Linked DNA regions of Homo sapiens: region 1 is linked to region 2. A link is an interaction called in ENCODE POLR2A ChIA-PET data of the cell type or tissue named here. Cell type or tissue: OCI-LY7. All regions are shown on one strand. Each heading gives the region's core, and the rest is flanking DNA. Links, peaks and the distances in the headings are about the cores only.

What was found. Peaks named below come from ENCODE experiments on the same cell type or tissue, not always from the same donor. Only the 100,000 strongest peaks of a DNase experiment are listed, where the experiment ranks them.
Region 1: POLR2A ChIA-PET joins it to region 2 with 20 read pairs; 6 of 35 experiments call an interaction of 5 or more read pairs at or near these places.

Annotation. Positions count from the first base shown.
Region 1 is chr12:50,001,550-50,013,236 of GRCh38, forward strand. RACGAP1 (Rac GTPase activating protein 1) reads right to left here. Exons shown (of 17, transcript NM_001319999.2): 3 at 4,885-5,087; 4 at 3,707-3,843; 5 at 2,686-2,755; 6 at 698-751. Among named protein-coding and RNA genes, the nearest start is that of RACGAP1, 18 kb to the right of the region's middle. In OCI-LY7, for the core only: no CTCF peak of the experiment used is centred there; DNase peaks (open chromatin) are centred at 4,882, 5,432 and 5,882; H3K4me3 peaks cover 2,018 bases; H3K27ac peaks cover 3,284 bases.
Region 2 is chr12:49,805,192-49,816,878 of GRCh38, forward strand. It overlaps NCKAP5L (NCK associated protein 5 like), which reads right to left. Exons shown (of 13, transcript NM_001037806.4): 2 at 789-850. Among named protein-coding and RNA genes, the nearest start is that of NCKAP5L, 17 kb to the right of the region's middle. In OCI-LY7, for the core only: no CTCF peak of the experiment used is centred there; no DNase peak of the experiment used is centred there.

The DNA of each region.
Region 1 (11,687 bases), core at 1,150-9,149, 200 kb after region 2:
AAGTCTTGGAAACACATTAAGTACCCTAAACAAGCATACACAGATAGATCTCTATATATCCCATTATATGAAGCTTATATTAGAGCACAAAAGTTCTGTGTAAAAATTCATATGACAATTCAAAACAAACTTAAGTTTATCCTTTTCCACTGTATGAATGAATTGAAATGCAGCCTAAACAGTGAAATGGACAGGATTCTGTCCTAAGTTACTACTTCAAAGAGTACCAGTACTGGTTGGGAGCAGTGGCTCACGCCTGTAATCCCAGCACTTTGGGAGGCCGAGGCAGGTGGATCACCTGAGGTCAGGAGTTCAAGACCAGCCTGGCCAACATGGTGAAACCCCGTTTCTACTAAAAATACAAAAATTAGCCAGGCATGGTGGCAGGCACCTGTATCCCAGCTGCTTGGGAGGCCGACGCAGGAGAATTGCTTGAACCCGGGAGGCGGACGTTGCGTTCAGCCGAGATCGCGCCATTGCACTCCAGCCTGGGAAATGAGCAAAACTCCGTCTCAAAAAAAAGAAAAAAAAAAAAAAAAAAGAATATCAATACTGTCCCCACAGCATGAATTCATCTGTAGTATGTGCTTAACAATGGCTAGAGCAACATGACAGGAATGCAGTATCATGGCAAAATTTCCAAAAATAACTCCATTATTACTTTGTTTTAAAAAAAGACTAAACAAATCATACATACCCTCTTTTCTCTCTTCTTCAGTTTGAAAGTCTTCACCAAAGAAGAGTCCCAATCCTGTTGACAATTACACTGTATTAATTTCTTTTTTTGGTTAGGCCATCCCTAAACCCTGTGCAAATAAATTTACAGAGAACTTTAAAGGCTTCTTCAGTCAGGCTACCTAACGTACAATTCGGGGAGGGTTAGAGAAGGGAAGGTCTCAAGTGTTGTAGCTATAGAGCTATAGTAAGTTAATGTGCTTTCTTTGAAAAATTGAAGCTATTATAATAAAATCAGGAATCAATACCACAGAGGCAAGAAGAGGTTAAAGAATCAAATTCTGCCATATTTCCAGTGGCTGATCCTTTATTTCTGATTATTTTTGTAATTAGTTTTAGAACTTACAGAATGTTAGGCACTATACTGATTGTATTAGATGTGATTCTTGCCCCCAAGGGATTGCCACTGTCTAATCAAATGCTCTGCATAATATTGCCACTTCACAAGTTCCACAGTTGCCAGGCGATGGCTCATGCCTGTAATCCCAGCACTTTGAGAGGCCAAGGTGGGCGGATCATGAGGTCAGGATATCGAGACCATCCTGGCTAACACGGTGAAACCCCGTCTCTACTAAAAAAATACAAAAAAATTAGCCAGGCGTGGTGGCGGGCGCCTGCAGTCCCAGCTACTCTGGAGGCTGAGGCAGGAGAATGGCATAAACCCGGGAGGCGGAGCTTGCAGTGAGCTGAGATTGCGCCACTGCATTCTAGCCTGGGTGACAGAGTGAGACTCTGTCTCAAAAAAAAAAAAAAAAAAAAAGTTCTACAGTTTAGGAACTTAGGCCCTAAAACGTGTCCACCACTGAAGAACTATTTGTCTTTTATTGTGGTCTCATTTCAATTCACCTATTTTAACTATTTGCATTCATTTTAGTAGTTACCTGTGATTTCCTTACTCCTGATCATCCCTGAAAACAGTATCTAGAAACAGTGGTATACAGCAAATAATAGCTTAGCTAAATAAATTTAACTTCCCCAAGTCATGGTCCAGTAATTTAGTTACTGGTTGTTTGATTCAGCTTCAGTTACAAGAAATATCGTATCATAGGTCTAGCTCAAAAATCAACTGATAATATGATCTAGTTTTATTATATATTCCAGACCTCCACTATATCATTCCCTATTTGAGAAAGGTGATGCCTAATATTTTTATCTATAAAATGGCCGTATTTTCCCTGGTCAAACACTGAATCTGAACAGAAAACTCCTAGCCATGTAACAAATAGTTGTCACCTGTTTTGCTATACCAGAAAACCAGTCACCAAAAACTTCCTGATTTGTTTTGTTTGCTAGTTTTCAGCTAGTAACAGAAAAGATGCACAAATCAATGAACTATATCAAAGACTGTATCAGGAGATGACCTTTTATGCAGAAGCATCACTGTAAGTTAAAAGAAGTGTGCCGCCCCATAAAAGCAGGGCAACAAATAGTTTAACATGTTAACCATTGTTGATGAAAGCATTATATAGTGCCTAGAAACTCTAATCACACTTTTCTGGCTGAAATCCCAGGACCTTGGTTTCCTTCTAATTGTGAAGTATGACTATGCTTTCCCCAAGAACCAAACTAATTCAGAAATAAGGCACAAGTCTATTTAAGAGCAGCAAATAAACCCTGACGACATACAGTCTTGCTAATATTTTTATTATTAGCTGGGGCTTTAATAAGTCAAAATATAATCAGTTAGTACATGTGGCACACAGAGATCTATTAAATGAACTCAACTTATGCCAAATTCTGAATTATATATTCTCACTTCAGAAACTAATATATAAGCCAGCCTCTTATAGCTCATGTGGATTTATATTTTAAATTGCTAGCTCAGAATCTATAACACATCAACTAATAAAATAGTAATATAGGATGTTCAGAAGAGAAGACAGGAGAGATATTCCTGGGGAAGCAGAGGTAAGAAAAGTAGGTAATTCTCAGAGATCAAATGTTTATTACCAGTGATTCATCAGTCTTGTCAAAGCTGATATCTGATAAAATGGAACCAGATTCATCAATGGTTGATAGTCTAGATCAGTGAAACAATACAACGTTAGACATGGTAGACTGTGGAATGTAAAATTCACCAACATTCAGAACAAGTCCTACTGGTCAGGTAACATCAGTTAATTTCATAGCAAAATCTTCACTATAGAGACAATTACAATCTCAAACCCTGTGGTAGGCTACTTTGTATGGTTTCCACGGAGGAGTGTGTGTGCATGAGTACAGGTGCAACACAGTTGCTTTTTCAGCAAAGACCTTATAAGGGCAGTTGAAAGTTAGTCAGGGTTATGGGTGCTATTCTCTACCGAGTTTGTATTACAGGCTACTCCAAATTCACAAAATCAAGGGAATGAAGTTTAATTTGATCCCAACTGTGCTGGTTTCTACAAACAAGAGTATTACCCAACACTGACTTTTTAAGAAATTAAGCCTGTACATCTTCTTAGTTATAAAGATTCCCCATAAAACAACCAGGCAACAAAATAAATAGCTGACCTTTCCCTACATATTGTACTGGGGATGTTAAATTCAAAGCCTGGTTGAGACTATTTTAAACAGTGGTGCAGTGGAACCAAAATTATTGTCTGGTCTTGGCTCACAGAGGCCTTTCTAAACCAGAAGAGCTGTAAGAGCTCTCTGGAGAGTAAACACTGAAAGTATTGCTGAACTGCCACTTTCACCTTTGGGTTTCTTAGCAATGCACAGGATTAGTTATTGATGTGCAATTTAGCACCAACATCAAAATTGTATCCATGGTGAAACAACATCCTTAGGAAAGATTTAAAAATAAAATAAAATAAAATATACAGGGACATCCCTGTGCCTTTATTCCCCACCTACTCTCCCCACAAAATCTTTTTCTGCTTTTTTCAGCACACATTCTAGAAGAAGTATATTTAAGAATTCAGATAACAAGAATATCTGACAGCCTGTGTTGCTTGTGATAGGATAACAACAGATGCAGTTCCTCCACCTTTTGTTCCCAGCATTGCTGCTGGATGGTTGGCCTCTGTTGAGAAAAGCCAGAGCTGATTTTTGCTCCTCGCTTAGTTGAATGCTGCCAGATGTGTCACACATGAGCATCTCTCGAATCAGCTGAATCTGTCGTTCCTACAGACCAAAGCAAAGTAAAACATCATAACTAGCCAGGGGAGAAAGCTTCACCTCAAGTTTATGGGACAGGCAGACCAGAAGACATTAAAATGCAGCATTATGCAAATGGACCTTCAGGAAGGCTGCTACACCAATAGCATATTAATTCACATCAAACCCAGATTGTGTCTCTGATTTCTGACTGGTAAAATGAACTACATCTAGAACAGCGAAGTTTCTGCTACAAGACTTTTGGATTAACCTGCTAATCCAAGAGGAGAATAATGCAAAATGAGAGTCCCAAAATAGATTTCACATAGCAAAAACACTTTAGTGTCATTTTATCAGGACAAATATTGGCTTCTACGGATCAAAGCAGCCACCCACCTCTCAAAGTAGTGGAGCAAAATGCATTAAAATGGATACAAAGCTATAATGCACTGGAACCAGACAATTTGAGTTTACTGAGGCATCTAACACTGTATACCAAGATGGATTAGTCCCTCCCAGTAAAGGCTTTCCTTTGCATTATGACCCATCCTGGCACATCAAAATGATAGTGTTCTGTGTCAGTCACATTGCTCAACTGGTTGAATACATCTAGCCTTTTACCCTGAATTAGAGAGGGGTGATGAAAAGAAGAGTCACAGTTGTCTTGCCTGTATGTATGACAAAGTACCAGCTACTCATGTAAGGATGGATATTCCGGGTAGCACTTAAAATAAACAATGAAGGATGGCCAATAACTTGTGACAGATCAAGTACGTTAGGATCTCCCTCCCTCCCTTTTCCTCTAATTCTTTAAGTTCTCATTTGAAATCTGTCTGTTAAGTAAGTTTCAAGTCTAAGTGACAAAAACATTTAAATTTCAAATTATGAAGAACAAGATTCCTAGTCTGCAATTTCAGCTCTAATCATGGGCAAGCTGTTAAAGAACAGGTCACTTTCAGTTCTTTAATGTGGAAGAAGAAACTAGGTATATTTGGCAAGTGGAAACTGTCAGACAATGCCTTCCCCCTCCTGCATCATCACTGTTCTAGCACGGAAAACAATACACACCAGCTTTTCGCAGTCAGCCTCAGCTCTCTGTCTCCGTTTGATCTCTACATCCACCTGATTACGTGCATGCTTCAGCTTAACATCCAGAGCACTTCGCTCAGTCTCTGCTTTCATCAAAAGATCCTTGTATTTCCCCAGCTCATGGTCAGTCCTCTGCCACTTTTTACGGAAATCCTCAAAGTCCTTCGCCAACTGGATAAATTCTGAGGAAAGGGGGAATCTTTAATAATTCAAGCACCAAACAGAGTATAACTGCTCTAATAAATGAGTCCTACGGTTAGCTTTATTTGAAATTCATAATTAAGGAACCAGCTGAACTATGGGCAAATCCAGCTGAAAATAACTAGGAGCAGATCCTGGATATGTTTGTCACTCTGATGAGAACTTTGTGGGTAGCAATTCCTATTCAATAGGCCACTTACTTTTGGCTTAGCCAGTGGCATCTGCTATGGAATATGTAACTCATTAGTCACCTGGCTCCAGATGTAACACTAACACTGAAAGCTCCTGAACAGAAGGCAATCAAAGGGGGATACCTTTGGGGCAGCTGTCATGCACCAGGACAGTTACAGCTATAAAACAAAAACAGTTTCCTTTACAGTCACGCATTGCTGCACCAGAGAGATGTTAAACAGCAAATTCAAATGTAACTGCTGTAATATGCTCCAGTAGATGTAGATTAATATTACAGATGTCTAGACCTACAATTCCATTTGGCTATATAATTATACAAATATTGATTTGAAAGTAAAAAGCCAATTTGCTTTTGCTGTTTAACACTGCCCTGAAGGGTATGTAAACATTCCAGTTGAAAAAAAAAAAAACAGGAAGAGAAGATCAAACTAGCTTTTGGAACATCCCTGATAGCAGAATGTGAAGTCTCTTCAAATGTCTGCAAAGAGAACATCACTTCCAAGGCAGCATCTCAAAGGAAGAAGATAACCCTGTTGGCATTCATTCTTATCTCCTGCTATTGGCAAAGCTGTTCTGCAATGTATTTGCAAAAGTGCCTTACAATTTTCTAGTTAACCTCCGTCTATCTCTAAGGATCACTCTCCACCAACATCAAGGAAGAAGGTCTCAAGGTGTACATCTGCTGCTGGTCAAACTAACCCAGTTAAAACTGAAACTAGGCCAAATTCACACACAGCTAGCAGATTCTTAGGTAGTAAGGGCACTTTTCCCCTATGAATTTAACCTAAAAGCATAGAAACAATACATAGTCCTTTTTAAACAATTTTAATCATTTGACCAAATATCAAACTTACAAATCAGGATACCAATTTGTTCCAGAAAAACCAAGTAATAAGGAAACTTTAGTTTTTACAAACCACAAATTTCAGCAAAATAGGTTATTATGACCTAGTTATCTTAAACAATGCGGATATCAACAATTAAAAAAATATTACAATTCAAATAGTTTTAAGAAATAATATGCTGGGTTAGTCTGGAACATACTACTTTTTTGTGGGTTTTTTTTTTTAGCTTAAAGAAAAAAACATATATGTTTGCAAACTAAATACCGTATGCATACACACTCAAAATATTTACCGAACTGAAAAACAATTTTGAGAATAAAAAGATTTTCATCTGACCTAATTTTGCTGGTTTGTTTGTTCTTTAGGATACTCCTTTTATTAAATTACTGCTTCAGCTTAGTTTAAGTCAGACCCAAAGCAGAACATTTACATACCTGATTAATATATTACTTTTTGTGTGTGCAGGTGAGAAATGTGAAAAAAAAAAAAAAAAAAAAAAAAAGATATTACTTTTTTTTTTTTTGAGACAGAGTTTCACTCTTGTTGCCCAGGCAGAAGTGCAATGGCGCAATCTTGGCTCACTGCAATCTCCGCCTCCCAGGTTCAAGCAATTCTCCTGCCTCAGCCTCCTGAGTAGCTGGGATTACAGGTGTGTGTCACCATGCCCAGTTAATTTTTGTATTTGTAGTAGAGACGGGGTTTCACCATGTTGGCCAGGCTGGTCTCAAACTCCTAACCTCAGGTGATTCACCTGCCTTGGCCTCCAAAAGTGCTAGGATTACAGGTGTTAGCCACTGTGCCCAGCCTACTTTTCACTTTTGAGACAGTCTTCCTCTGTCACCCAGACTGGAGTGCAGTAGCACAATCTTGGCTCACCGCAACCTCCGCCTCCCAGGTTCAAGCAACTCTCCTGCCTCAGCTTCCTGAGTAACTGGGACTACAGGCGTGTGCCATCACACCTGGCTAATTTTTGTATTTTAACTAGAGATGGGGTTTCACCACGTTGGCTAGGCTGGTCTCAAACTCCTGACCTCAAGTGATTGACCTGCCTCAGCCTCCCAAAGTGCTAGGATTATAGGCATAAGCCACCATGCCCGGCCGAAAGATACTATTTTTATGTACAATTCTGCTATGAGCAAAGTTTGCTGGGATTGGGTCAGAAGGCATTTTGGGCCATAGATCAGAAACAATTTTGATGTTGAAGACCAATAATCATGGCACTGTTTTGGTCAGTTGGTGAATCACAATTCAGCTTGGTACCAGCCTGCCATGAAGTGCACATTAAAAGCTTTATAAAATTCAGGCCGGGCACGGTGGCTCATGCCTGTAATCCCAGCATTTGGGGAGGCTAAGGCAGGCAGATCACTTGAGGTCAGTAGTTCAAGGCCAGCCTGGCCAACATGGTGAAACCCTGTCTCTACTAACACAAAAATTAGCTGGGTGTGGTGGTGTGCGCCTGTAATCCCAGCTACTCGAGGAGGCAGAAGTCGCAGTGAGCTGAGATCGTGCCACTGCACTCCAGCCTGGGCAACAGAGTGAGATGCTGTCTCAAAAAAAAAAAAAAAAAAAAAGATTTATAAAATTCAAATTACAGTACCTCCTTTAAAAAGTTACGTACACCCTAAACTATGAAGTGCCCCTATCAAAAAGGAGGAAAGAGAAGGGAAATTTCCTCAAAACAAATTGAGGGTGATCTTTGATTTATTTAAAATTTAAAAATCAGGATTTGGTTCATAGCTCAGCAAGCAAATTTAAGTGGGTCCAGAAATCCTGATTTTTTTTTTCCATTTACTCCCGGAGGCCTTTGAACAGGCTCTTCCATTTGCCTTCCCTACTACCCTCTCTAAGCTTCTTAAAGACAAAGACCCTATGTCTCCTTTGCTCTTTTATCTCCAGTGTTGTAACCTGCCTAGCACACAGTAGACACTTGAAATAATCTGTTGAACAAATGAATGAATGAAAAGCCGCTGTTCAAATTAAATTTACCAGCATCCAAGACCACCTTACCAGTTTAATCAAACTTACCTCCCACCACTATGCAATAAATACCCCTCTAGCTAAACCAGTCTGTCCCTGCCCCCAGAACAGAGGCATTCCTGCCTTCTCACTTGTGACCAAGCTATGCACTCCAAATGGAATGCCCTACCTATTACATACCCATTTACCAAGTCCCATCTGGTCTGTGAATCTTTTCCTAATCAGTTTGCTACACACTAAATTTTTCTAGATTACCCAAAAGCATATATTTTGATACTTGTACTATCTTCTGTTTCATGAGAAAAAAATCCTGTCTCTGAAACTAAAATACCATAATCTTCTTGAAGACAGGCAATATGTCATATATACTTCATTATTTCCTACTATGCATAGTGTAGCACAAACCTAGTATGTCACTGGCACACAACAGGCACCTGATAAATGTTAAATTATACTTATTCCTAATTTATACACCAATGATTTTTTTTAAAAAGCTCAGGCAGCTTATGAAAAATTAAAAATAGAACATAAAAACTGTGTGGACTGGAGAAAACAAGACAACAAAATATGCTATTAAAGTCATCTTTTTTAAAATATTAACTTTCATTCTGATCTTCCTGTAACTTGGACTTAGCTCTCTTTTTTTAACTTTTTTTTTTTTTTCTTTTTTAAGAGATGGAGTCTCACTCTGTTGCCCAGGCTGTAGTGCAATGACATGATCTTGGCTGACCACAACCTCCACCTCCTGGGTTCAAGCAATTCTCATTCCTCAGCCTCCCAAGTAACTGGGATTACAGGTGAATGCTACCACGCCCGGCTAACTTTTTGTATTTTTAGTAGAGACGGGGTTTCACCATGTTGGTCAGACTGGTCTTGAACTCCTGACCAAGTGATCCACCTGCCTTGGCCTCCCAAAATGCTGGGATTACAGGTGTGAGCCACTTTGCCCGGCCCGGACTTAGCTTTTTAAAAAACAATACAGGCCAGACACCGTGGCTCACGCTTGTAATCCCAGCACTTTGGGAGGCCAGGACAGGTGGATCATCTGAGGTCGGGAGTTCGAGACCAGCCTGACCAATATGGAGAAACCCCACCTCTACTAAAAATACAAAATTAGCCAGGCGTGTTGGCACATGCCTGTAATTCCAGCTACTCGGGAGGCTGAGACAGGAGAATCACTTGAACCCGGGAGGTGGAGGTTGCAGTGAGCCGAGATCTCGCCATTGCACTCCAGCCTGGGCAACAAAGAGCGAAAAATTCTGTCTCAAAAAAAAAATGAATACAAAAAAGAGAAAGAGGAATGAAGTTAATGATGAAAGGCAAGAGTAAGGAGTCAAGGGATACTTGGGCATGTGGGGAATTCCTAAGGATCTAAGAAGAGTACAGGCTGGGCACAGAGGCTCACGCCTGTAATGCCAGCACTCTGGTGGGCCAAGGCAGGTGGATCACTTGAGGTCAGGAGTTCAAGACCAGCCTGGCCAACATGGTGAAACATCGCTACTAAAAATACAAAAACTAGCCAGGCTTGGTGGCATGCGCCTGTAATCCCAGCTACTTGGGAGGCTGAGGCAGGAGGATCACTTGAACCCACGAGACGGAGGGTGCAGTGAGCTGAGATCACACAACTGCACTCCAACCTGGGCGACAGAGTGAGACTGTCTCAAAAAAAAAAAAAAAAAAAGAAAAAAGAGGACAGACACTGGGGTGGATGCACAAACCTGATTCTAGTGTCTAAAAAACACAGGGTCACTTTAGTTCCTCAAAAGCCAACATTTGCCCAGGTGCGGTAGCTCACACCTGTAATTCCAGCACTTTGGGAGGCCGAGGTGGGAGGACCGCTTGAGCCCAGGAGTTCAAGACCAGCCCAGGAAACATGGCAAGACCTTGTCTCTACAAAAAATAGAATTAAAACAAAAGTAGTGTTTATAGTAGTTTGGGAGACAAAATAAATAATAAAAATTCAAAATAAAATAATCAAAATAAATATAAAAATTAGCCGGTGTGGGCCGGGCATGGTGGCTCATGCCTATAAATCCAGCACTTTGGGAGGACGAGGCAGGAGGATCATGAGGTCAGGAGATCGAGACCATCCTGACTAACACGGTGAAACCCCGTCTCTACTAAAAATACAAAAATTAGCTGAGCGTGGTGGCGGGCGCCTATAGTCCCAGCTACTTGGGAGGCTGAGGCAAGAGAATGGCGTGAATCTGGGAGGCGGAGCTGGCAGTGAGCCGAGATCGTGCCACTGTACTCCAGCCTGGGCGACAGAGCGAGACTCCGTCTCAAAAAAAAAAAAAAAAAAAAAAAAAATTAGCTGGTGTAGTGGCATGAGCCTATAGTCCCAGCTACTCTGGAGGCTGAGGTAGGAGGATTGCTTGAGCCCAGGAGTTCAACGCTGCAGTAAGCTATGATTTCACCACTGTACTCCAGCCTGGGCAACAGAGCGAGACCTTGTCTCCAAAAAAATAAAAACTAGGCTGAGCATGGTGGTTCACACCTGTAATCCCAGCACTTTGGGAGGCCAAGGCGGTTGGATCACCTGAGGTCGGGAGTTCAATATCAGCCTGGCCAACGTGGTGAAACCCTGTCTCTACTAAAAATACAAAAATTGCCAGGCGCGGTGGCTCACGCCTGTAATCCCAGCACTTTGGGAGGCTGAGGCGGGTGGTTCACGAGGTCAGGAGATTGAGACCATCCTGGCTAACATGGTGAGATCCCGTCTCTACTAAAAATACAAAAAAATTAGCCAGGCGTGGTGGCACATGCCTGTAATCCCAGCTACTCGGGAGGCTGAGGCAGGAGAATCACTTGAACCTGGGAGGCAGAGGTTGCGGTAAGCCACGATTGTGCCATTGCACTCCAGCCTGGGTAAGAAGAGTGAAACTCCATCTCAAAAAAATAAAAAAAATAAATAAATAAATAAAAATAAAAATACAAAAATTAGCCAGGAATGGTGGCAGACACCTGAAATCCCAGCTACTCAGGAGGCTGGGGCAGGAAAATTGCTTGAACCTGGGAGGCAGAAGTTGTAGTGAGCTGAGATCGTACCACTGCACTCCAGCCTGGGCAACAGAGTGAGACTCTGTTTCAAAAAAAATAAAAAATAAATGAGGGCCGGGCGCGGTGGCTCACCCCTGTAATCCCAGCACTTTGGGAGGCCAAGGTGGGAGGATCACTTGAGGTCGGGAGTTCAAGACCAGCCTGACCAACATGGAGAAACCCCGTCTCTACTAAAAATACAAAATTAGCCAGGTGTGGTGGTGCATGCCTGTAATCCCAGCTACTCAGGAGGCTGAGGCAGGAGAATCACTTGAACCTGGGAGGCGGAGGTTGCAGTGAGCTGAGATTGCGCCATCGCACTCCAGCCTGGGCAACAAGAGTGAAACTCTTGTTTCAAAAAATAAAAATAAAAAATAAAAAAAGCCAACATTCCAAATTAGAGATCTGGAGAAGGAGGTAAAATGTACCTCTGTTTTATAATAGAAATAAATGGGAAGGTAAAAATTTGCTTATACAATAAAATCAGGATTTCTGTAAAAATAAATATCTTGGGAGATTTTTGGCATA
Region 2 (11,687 bases), core at 1,451-9,450:
CCACCAGACAGTCAACTCCGTGAGGGCAGGAACACTGCATTTGCCTCCCCATCCAAACTCACATGCCTCCTGGTGGGATCCCTGGCATGTAGGAGACAGACTGATGACTAGACGAAGCTCATGACCACATCCAGCACGGCCAGGGCTCAGACCTGCATCACACCATGGGATCCTCCCACCCCACCAAACCATTGCCATTGTTGCTAGCTTGAACTGACTAGTCTTCATCTTCCAATTGAGTTCCAATTTCTCTGCTAGAGAAAAATGCTGTTTTTCTTTCATACAAATATTGTGGAGGTTTCCAGTAGATGGGCAACCCTTCCTATTATAAAAGGGTGGAAGCTTGGTCCATCACTGACTACCCCTTGTGCCATTGAAGCCCCCACAAAAGAAAAATGGGGTTGGGCGTGGTGGCTTATGCCTTGTGACCTCAGCACTTTGGGAGGCCAAGGTGGGAGGATGGCTTACGGCTAGGAGTTCAAGCCCAGCCTGGGCAACATACTGAGACCGCATCTACCAAAAGAAAAAAAAAGAAGTGGGAGGATCCCTTGAGCCCTAGAGTTCGAGGCTGCAGTGAGCTATGATCGCCACTGTGCTCAAGCCTGGGCAACAAAGCAAGACCGTTTCAAAACAAAAATAAAAAGGCTTGGAGCTTTTGGACTATAGGAGAGAGGTGTCCTCAGCAGCTCACCATCGAGCCATCTGAGTGCTTGCTTCCTTATCCTCCACAGTGGAGCCCAGGGGTGCCTCTCCCACCCCCAGCATGCACAGGCCCCAAAGCCCCTCACCTGTCTCTGCCCCCTTACGCAGGTGGGCACACTCACTCTAGCATCCAGAACGGTCACCTTGCCTGTGGAGAAAAAAAAAAAGACGTCAGCCACGCACTTACTGGGCTCCTGCTATGTGCCAGGCACTGGGACACGGGACGAACAGCCAGAGACAGCCCAGCCGCTATGATGCTTCCACTCTATTGGACGAGGCCGACAATGTACAGCGTTGGGTTGTGATAAGGCACTGAGAGATGACAATTAAGCAGAGACCTGAATGAAGTCCAGATGAAATCCTGGAATGGGAAAGCATTTGGGACAGCAGAAAGAGCCAGTGCAAAGGTCCCCATCTCTCAGCCAGGAATCATCAGACAACAGAGGAGACTGAAAAGTCACACCTGGTACTTTACAACCCGGTTCTACAACATACATTGTCTTGCCTCGTGCTCAACAGTTAACCACAACAATGTTAAATGCTATTATCAGTGCCTGTGTTTCAGATGAGGAAACCGAGGAACAGAAAGTTACACTTGCACACACTGTGTTTACCCAGTGTGATGAATAGCACAGGCGCTTTCTTCCACACCATCCCATCCAGTTCTCCTAACAACCCTGGAAGGGGAGCACCCGCCTGCGGGAGGAGGCAGGCTCTGGGGCAGAGGATATTGCCCAAGTCACATGACTACTTCACAAAGCACACCAGACAGGCCTAGATTTTCCCACTCCTCTGCACACACCCAAGCTTCACTGTAAGCTCCACAGTAAAACAGACATTTAAGCTCCGTACAGCCCTAAGGCTCCCTGGAGGCTAGAAACTTGGGCTAGAAATCTGACACTAAAGAATCTCTTTTCTCTTGTTCTCACTTGTAAAACAGGGATAAGAACACTTAGCCCAAAGGGTTGTTGGAGGACAAAATGAGATAATATATGTAGAGTGTCTGGCGTGAATTCCATAAATGGAGACTTTTCATATCATCACCTGCTGACAGAGGCACAGTACAAAGCTATGGGGTTGTTGTGGAGCCTGCTGCTACCTTGTCCGTTCACACAGAGGCCGACTCCGAGTCCCAGGGCCCTTACCCAGGGGTCTCCGCTATAGGGGCACCTGAAGATCTCAGAATGCTGCTCTGCCCACCCTGCCCTCAGAGGCCTCCTCTCCAACTCCTCCCAGCCGGCCCTCCAGCCCCAGGGCCAGCCTTGCCTTCCCTCTTCTCTTCTATACCCCAGAAAGAGAAGCAGCTGGATGTTTGGGGGCTGGGATTACAGTGAAAAGAGAGAATGCTTCTTCGTGTGTGTGTGTGTGTGTGTGTGTGTGTACACAACAGTGGGAAGGGGACTTCTGAAAACACTTGGAGGAAAAGGAAGACCTGTTTAATACTGATTTTTTTATTTTTTAAAGAGACAGGGTCTCACCTCACTGCCCAGGCTGGAGTTCAGTGGCACGTTCATAGCTCACTGCATCCTTGGCCTCCTGGGCTCAAGTGATCTCCTGCCTTAGCCTCCCAAGTGGCTGGGATGAGAGGCACGAGTCACTGTGCCTGGCCTCTAATGCTTATTGTTAATACTGTATAATAATCTGAAGTTTTTTATTTTAACATCATAAAAATGTATCATATTTAACTTGGTTTGCTCATAACATTATCACGTTTGATAGACTTAGAAATATACAGGCCTGGAAAAAAAATGAAAAATATTTAAGAATTATCTTCCTTCCCACACTCAAATGGGGTGAAACCCAGAATGTCTCAGGTCACCTCCAGCATCTGACCAGTGCCACCCTCACCCACAACTCTGGTCTCTGGGCCACTGTCCTCCCACTGCCTGCAGCAACCTGCCCATCGGTCCCCAGCGTGTCCCTCAATCCCCTCACCATCAGAGGGGCTAGGGTGTGGCTGAGGTATGCTGTGGAGGAAGAGAAAAAAGTTGGGAGGGTGAGGGAAAGGAATGGGATGAAGAAGGCAGCATTCGGGGTCTGGAAAAGGATAACGCTAAGGACCGGGAAACCCTAAGATTTGTGTTCTTCACAAGAAAGCAACAACGAAACAATGTAGAGTATCTTTTCCCAAAATAATAAAAAAGCATCCAGGTTAAGAGCAAGGCCAGGCTGTGAGGACTGGCTGCGGACTCTCTATGTGTGCACGCAGTGGTTTTCTGTGTTGAGGAGCATGGAGACCCCACACACTCCACACAAAGCCAGGCATGGCCCCGATCCACAGCTGAGCCCCTGTGAATCCCAGGCCAGGAGGCCCGAGTTCCACTGAGAATGGGGGAGACCCTCCGATTTATGAGCCAGCCAGTGGTCACAGTTCTTCTTCTCAGAGTGCCCCAGCTGGAGTGGGGCTAGGACTCAGCCCCTCTTCAGGAGAAATACTTTCTGGCCTCACAGCGAGGGGGTCTGGGGTCAGCCCAGGATGAGGGGGCCTCCTCTGCATCTGCAGGGCCGTCACAGTGGAGGGCAGGAAGCTGTCACGGGGAAGAGACCTGCAGGAAAGCTTGGTGGTGGGGAGGAGCACGGGCCATGAGAGTCGGCCCAGAGTCTGAGTTCAAGATTTCTAAAGAAAACTTCCTGCGTCCTTACCCTTCTCTAGGGAAGGTCAAGATCCAGAGAGAGACCACCACCACCAGCTCCAAATCGAAGCCAAGTCAGGAATGTGGCCCTCTGGAGTCTGGGCTTTCTGCCTGCCTCTCATGGGGGATGCCTGCCCAGGCAGGCTTCGCAGTGGTGGTCCCTGCTGCCTCCCCAGGGGCTGAGCACCGCCTCCTCCCTCAGGACCCACAGCTCCTGCTCACAGCCATGAGCTCAGCCCGACCTGGGGCAGGGAAAACCCCAGGCTTCGGGTTTTTGGAATGGCTCTGGTTTCAGACATTCCTCTGGTGGCCCCAACACGTCTGGGACGCTGGGTCTGGACACACAGTGCCGGCCAGGCAGGGTCTGGGAACTCTAACTTGAACTGGAGGCTTCTCCCGCCGGAATTGCCATCCACAAAGGCCTGATTCTGAGGGAGGTGACCTCAGTGCAGGGGGAGGGAGAGAAGGAGGGGGGAGAAGAGCGGAGTCCTCTCTGGCTCGTCCTTCAGAGGGTGTGGGGAGGGGGCCAGTTTTCAGGCAGCCAGGGCCGAGGAAGGAGGAAACTTGCTCAGGGGTCTCTGGGTAACCTGGGCGACCACCATCTCTTCAGCCAAGTCAGTCACGGAGGGCCCCAGCTCTCCCTTCCCCCTTAAAGCCAGGAGGGGACAGGGGCTTTCAGGGCCTCCAAAGAGATCTTACTGTCCTGGCCTTTCAGTTAGCCAGACCAGAAGGGGTCTGTGGCTCCTACCTCCTCTCCAGCAGGGCACAGGCAAGACCCCTCCCTGAACAGAGACCAGGCATGGGAGGAAGGGGCTGGAGAGGCAGGCGGCAGCAAGCCTGTCCTCATTCCCTCACCCCGGCCCTTAGCCAAGGCCTCCTGGCCCCTGGTGAGCCCCTCATTCACCAGCTGTTCCCCCCAGAGTCCTCTAGGGAGAGAAGCCAGGGACCAGGAGTGGGGGAGGGTGGGCAGCTGTAGGAAGGCAGAGATGGAGAGCTCACTTAATCACAGAATCACCCGTAACACCAACCGCTTCCCTCCGCACCCTCCCCAGCTGCTTTCTGGAATCCCTCTTACCCTCCCAGCCCTTTTACCAGTCACACCCAAGAATCCACTTGTAAACAGCAACTTCTGTCCCCACAGCAAACACCCTTTCCAGCCAAGATCAGCCCTGGGCTGCTGAGGAGTGTGGGGAGGGATAGGAGGACTGAGGCCTGGCTCCCAGGGCACTTCTAGCCTGAAAGGGGCCACTTAATCCCTGACCCAAAGCATCTTTCAGCCCTGAGAATTCCAACTGGTCTCCTCCCCATTCAGGGTAAGAGGGCAGACAAGAATTTCCTTCCCTCCTCCTGACAACTGGTACTGGAGACACAATAGCCCTTCTGAGAGGCATCTGTCTTGGAAGGGGCCCCCTACATCCCCCCAACTTCCGTTTCACAGGCACTCCAAGCACCTCAACCACCATGGTGTGAGTTCTTCCAAACCAGCTGCAGGATAGGTCCTCGGCCCTTCCAGGAAGGGAAGAAGGAAGGGCAGTCGTGTTATAAGCCCCAAAGGCCTCCAGATTTCAACATCCCTCATCTCCCCTCCCTCAGAGCCCTCCTGCTCCCTGTCCACAGCATAACCCAGTAACAAAACTAGCAGCTGCCGGGGGTGGGGGGAGGGAAGGGGGTGGGGAGAGGGAAGGGGTGCCGACACAATGGGTTTATTTATAGGACCACACACCAGGGGCTCTGCAGCCAAGTGGCCCAGGCCCCACTCCCAAAAGTCCAGCCCAGGCCGTCCTAGCCCAGCCGAGGGTACTGGAAACAGCCTTAGACCGGAAGGCAGAAGAGTCTAGGCATGGAGTCCAGTTCGAACTCTGCAATTAACTTATGTGCTGTGTGACTAGGCAAATCATTCCGTCTCCCCGAGATGAGTTTCTTCACGCCAAGTGGTTGTTGTTCTGCCACAGTGGTTCCCACAGTGGGGCCTAGGCACCCTGTGGCCCTCTCCAGGGGTCTGTAAGGTCAAAGCTGTTTTCCTAATACTACTACTAAGACACTATCTGCCTTTATTACTCTCATTCTCTCCTGAGTGTACAGTGGCATTTTCCAGATACTATGCTGTGTGATACCGCAAAAGATTGAATACCGAAGCAGACAGGAGAAGCCAGCTTCCTTCTATTAAGTCAGACAGAAGAAATTTGCAAAAATAGAGAACAATGACTTATTATTATTTGTGTTTTTGGAACATATACAATTAAATTTTTAAATAAAATATGTTAACATGTGATGGGTTTATTGCTATTTTTAAACAAATTAATTAAATAACTGTAAGTATAACATTTATAAACAAAAGCTCTTCGGGGTCCTCAAGTTTTAAGCGTATAGAAGGGTCCTCAGACCAAAAAGTTGGAGTCATTTTTCTAGAACAGTGCTGTCCAGTAGAACTTTCTGTAATAATGAACATGCTTAGTCTGTACTATCCAACATGGAAGCTATCTATTAGCTACACCTGGCTGCCGAACACTTGAAATGTGGCTAGTCCAACTGAGGAACTGAATTTTACATTTAATTTTAGATAGCCACATGCGAGCTCAAGAAGTTCCCTGGGATTCCTCAACTTGCGTATTCTAGGACAATGCTTCTTTCCACAAGGAGTGGGTGTTGCAAAGGGACTCCTGTCCCCAGGCTTGTGCTTACGCGCTCTCTCACTCTCTTCCCCACCACAGAAGGCCAGCTCAGCCCCACTGTCAGTCCAGCCTGGCAATCCTGCCCAGCTCAAGTAAGAGAGCTGCTCTCTCATTCTGTGCCATGAGTAGCACACACCCTCTCCACTCTCCTATAACTTCTGGCTTACCACCCTCCTGTTTCCCCAGAGGATTAAAGCCAGCAGAGGGGAACCCCCTCACACCTCCTGCCGCCACCCTCCCATCCCCCTCGGAACCCTCCCCACCTCCTCATCCACTATTACAGCAGATGAGTTGCCTGCTCCCGGGCAAAGCCAGTCCTGCTTGTCCCAGACTTTCCCCATTTACGTCTTCAGTATCTACCTCCTGAAGACAGCTTTCTCATCTACCCTTTAAAACTTAAAATCTTTAAATCTTAAAAACAATCTTCTCGTTGGGCACAGTGGCTCACACCTGTAGTCCCAGCTACTTGGGAGGCTGAGGTGGGAGGATCACTTGAGGGACTCCGAGTCTGCAGCGAGCTATGACCCGGCTACTGCTGCACTCCAGCCTGGGCGACAAAGAGGGACCCTTTTTATTCTCTTAAACAAACAAAAACAACAATCTTTGCTTGACATTTTCCCAGATACTGCCAAATTTCAAAAAATACTCTAGATACTTCAAAGCCAAACTTCTCAAAAAACAAAAAAGAAAATCCCAAAACCATCTTCTCATTGTTCCCTTAACCTGGTCCGACTTCAGTGGTAACCACCACGATGCTAAATCCAAACAATATTTTTCAGTCCTCATTGCCATCGCAGGTATAAGACCTCTGTGACCACTTCCTCCTGGACTTTTTTTTAAGCTTTGAGACAGTCCATGTCTCACACAATTCACCCACTGAAAGTGTACAATTCAGTGGTTCTTAGTATACTCAGAGATACGTGCAATCATCAACATGGTTAATTTTAGAACACTTTTATTAGCTTTTATTGTTCCTTTCCTTAACACTGCCCCCTCCCCACCCAGTCACAGGCAACCACTCATCTATTTTCTGTCTCTATTGAGTTCCCTATTCTGGACATTTCATGTGAATTCAATCATATCATTGGTGCCTTTTACGACTGGCTTCTTTCACTTTGCATGATGTTTTCAAGGTTCATCCATGTTGTTGCACGTATCAGTAGTCCATTCTTTTTGCTTGGTTTTCATCTTTTTTTTTTTTTTAGACAGAGTTTCACTCATGTTGCCCAGGCTGGAGTGCAGTGGCGTGATCTTGGCTCATTGTAACCTCCGCCGCTCAGGTTCAAGCAATTCTCCTGCCTCAGCCTCCTGAGTAGATGGGACTACAGGCGCCCGCCACCACGCCTGGCTAATTTTTGTATTTTTAGTAGAGACGGGGTTTCACCATGTTGTCCAGGCTGATCTCGAACTCCTGACCTCAGGTGATCTTCCTTGGCCTCCCAAAGTGCTGGGATTACAGGCATGAGCCACCACACCCAGCCTCCATTCCTTTGTATGGGTGAACAGTGCTCCACTGTATGGGCCAGCCACAGTTTATCCATCCATTCTACTGATGAACATTTGGCTTGTTTTCACTTTTTAGCTATTATGAATATTGCTATGATCATTTATGTAGTTATCCCTTGGCATCCCCAGGGGATTGGATCTAGGTCCCTTGCAAAAACCAAAATCTGAGGACGCTCAAGTCCCTTATATAAAAAATGGTACAGTATTTGCATAAAACCTAAACACTTCCTCTGGTGTACTTTATAAATCATCTCCAGGCTTCTTATAATATCTAATACAGTGTAAATGCTATGTAAACAGTTGTTACTGTATTATTGTATTATTTTTATTTTATTGTTATTTTTTAATTGATTTTTCCCCCAAATATTTTTGGCCCACAGTTGGTTGGACCCTGCAAATGTGGATCACTACACAAGTTTTTGTATAGATGTATGTTTTCCTTTCTCTTGGGTATATACTTAGGAGTAGAATTGCTGGGTTATATAATAATTGCAGGTTTAATCATTTGAGGAACTGTCAGATTGTTGTCCAGAGCAGGTGTACCATTTTATAATACCACCAGCAGTGTATGAGGGTTCCAATTTCTCCATACCGTCACCACTTATTATTTGATCTGCTGATTCCAGCCACCCAGTAAGTGTGAAGTGAGATTTTATTGTGGTTTGAGTTTGTACCTCCCTGATGACTAATGATGTTAAACATCTTTGCATGTGCTTATTGGCCATTTGCATCTCTTCCTTGGAGAAATGTTTTTCAAATTTTTGCTGATTTTTAAATTGGGGATTGTGTCTTTTTATTATCTAATTGTGAGAATTCTTTATTTTTATTTTTTACTTTTTTTGAGATGGAGTCTCACTCTGTCGCTCAGGCTGAAGTGCAGTGGCGCGATTTCAGCTCACTGCCGCCTCCACCTCCTGGGTTCAAGCAGTTCTCCTGTCTCAGCCGTCCGAGTACCTGGGATTACAGGCATGTGCCACCACACCTGACTAATTTTTGTATTTTTAGTAGAGATGGGGTTTCACCATGTTGGCCAGGCTGGTCTCCAACTCCTGGCCTCAAGTGATCTGCCCGCCTCGGCCTTCCAAAGTGCTGGGATTACAGGCATGAGACACTGCGCCTGGCCTACATTTTTTTTTTAAGAGACAAGATCTGGCTCTATCACTTAGGCCGGAGTGCACTGCCACAGTCATAGTTTACTGTAACTTCAGACTCCTAGGCTCAAGTGGTCCTCCCACTTCAGCCTCCCAGGTAACTAGGACTACCACAGCTGGCTAATTTTAAAATTTTTTGTAAAGACAGGGTCTTGCCATACTGCCCAGGCTGATCTTGAACTCCTCCTAGTAATCCTCCTGCCTTGGCCTCCCAAAGCACTGGGATTACAGGGATGAGCAACTTTGCCCAGCCTAGTTTTCAGAATTCTTTACATATTCTAGATACAAGTCCTTTATTTTATATTTATATATATATATATATATATGATTTGAAAATATTTTCTTCCAGCCGGGTGTGGTGGCTCAAGCCTGTAACCCCAGCGCTTTGGGAGGCCGAAGTGGGCGGATCACGAGGTCAGAAGTTCGAGACCAGCCTGGCCAACATAGTGAAAGCCCGTCTCTACTAAAAATACAAAAAATTAGCTGGGTGTGGTGGTGTGCGCCTGTAATCCCAGCTATTCGGGAGGCTGAGGCAGGAGAACCGTGTGAACCCGGGAGGTGGAGGCTGCAGTGAGCCGAGATAGTGCCATTGCACTCCAGCCTGGGCGACAGTGTGAGACACCGTCTCAAAAAAAAAAAAAAAAGAAAAAGAAAATATTTTCTTCCATTCTGTGGGCTGTCTTTTCACTTTCTTGAGGGTATCCACTTCTTCCTGGATGACTTTTCCCTTGCCTATTACATTCCCCTGCTCCTCCCACCCCTCTTCCACCTCTTCTTCTGTGTGCCTATGTGTTACTTTATGTATAAATACATACTTAAAAAAAAGACATAGTAGCACGTTCTCATGGTTCCACATCTTTCTTTAGCAGAACAATTTTTAGAAAATGAAACTATAGCCTTTATATGGATCTTATCCGTTTTTCTATCAATATTCTGTTCCAAGATCCAATCCAGGATTCCACAGGGTACTTGGTCACCCAGTCTCCTTAGTGTCTACAATTCATGACAATCCCTCGACCTTTCCTTACCTTTCATCATTGTAACACTTCTGAAGGGACTGGTCAACATTTTGGAGAATGTCCTCCAATTTGGGTTGTTTGATGTTCTCACTAATTAGACTGAGGTTATATGCTTTGAGAAGAATACCACGGAGGTGATATGCCTTCCCCAGGGCATTATATCTGAGGACACACATGATATCAAGGTTTCTTGTTCCTGGTGATGTTTTAACCTCATCACTTGGTTAGGCAGTATCTATTAATTGGTTTCTCCATTATAAAGTCACTATTTTTCCTTTTGTAATTAAATATTTTTGGGGGCAATACTTTGGACTATGTAAATATCCTGTTTCTCCTTAAATTTTCACCCAGCAATTTTTTTACCAAAATCAGTGGATCTTGCTTGTAGCAATTACTATGGTGCTCTAAAACATAATTTTCAATTTCTTATCTTCCTTCTATATTTATTAATTGCAAGTTTTCTATAAGGAATAATTGTCCCTTCATCCCATTTAATCATGTATTTATATTGGTATGGATGAACTGGATATTTATTTTAATCTTTGGGTTATAATCCAATAATATTATCACATTTCATTGCTCAAATTCCAGCTATGGCCATTGGCCATTGAGAATCTTTCAGGTTGGGTCCTTCTTTCAACATGCTTCCTTTTCTTTTTAAGACAAGTCTTGCCCTGTTGCCCAGGCTGGAGTGCAATGGCGTGATCTCGGCTCAAGCGATTCTCATGCCTCAGCCTCCTGAGTAGCTGGGACCACAGGTGTGTGCTGCTACACCTGGTTAATTTTTATATTTTTAGTAGAGATGGGGTTTCACCACGTTGGCCAGGCTGGTTTCGAACTCCTGACCTCAAGAGCTCCACCCACCTGGGCCTCCCAAAGTGCTGGGATTACAGGCTTAAGTCACCACACCCGGCCAGTGCTTCCTTTTTTTTTAAGCACTCTCTTGCCATAAGATGTTCCCGGCTTATCTTGTATTTTCCTTGCCACAAACACTTTTCCAAGGAGCTCCACCATAGCAACCTTCTAAAACTATAAATCTGATGGTGTTCTTCCCACTTCAAATCTTCCCACGACCTCCTACTGCTTTTGGGAACGACCAAAGCCCTCAACACAACCCTCAAAGCTCTGCCTTTGTCTGGCCCCAGAGCAACTCTTCGGACAAGCTTTCCTGGACTCGTGCAGCCTCATTGTTCTGTCTTCTACAAGTGCCTCCTGCAAGATCAGTATTTCCAAATGCAATGCATTGTGTTCTTGAACATTCCCTGTGAAGAGGAGGGGACTCCCTATACTGTTAGAAGGGGAGCTCCCCGAGGAGAGGCCCTTCCTTGTATTTCTGCACTCCCTGCCACGCCCTCTGCCAGTGTACCACTCCTACCAACCAGACCAGGCCCTGAGCCACCCTGCCCCCTGCAGAACTGGTGATCTCCTTTCCTTCTCATCAGAAAGAAGGTTAGAAAGAAGGGACAGCTAAGAACATACATGGGCTCATCAGGTTCCCCAAAAGACCCCTAACTATCCTCCATCAAATGGCTCTTAGGGCCCATAGGACAAACCATACTGAGGGTGAGGAAGGGACATTTTCAGATTTGTCTCTGACCCTTTCAAAGTTCTCAACCCTCTCAAAAAAAAAAAAAAAAAAAAAAGGCTGGACGCGGTGGCTCATGCCTGTAATCCCAGCACTTTGGGAGGCCAAGGTGGGTGGATTACGAGGTCAGGAGTTCGAGTCCAGCCTGATCAACATGGTGAAACCCTGTCTTTACTAAAAATACAAAAATTAGCCAGGCATGGTGGCACGCGCCTGTGATCCAGCTACTTGGGAGGCTGAGGCAGAAGAATTGCTTGAACCTGAGAGGCTGAGGTTGTGGTGAGCTGAAATCGCGCCACTGTACTCCAGCCTGGGTGACAGAGTGAGAGTCTGTCTCATAAAAAAAAAAAAAAAGTTCTCAACCCAATCTTAGACCGCAGTGACTCTCTCTGGCAAATAGTACTAACCTATTAATTCTA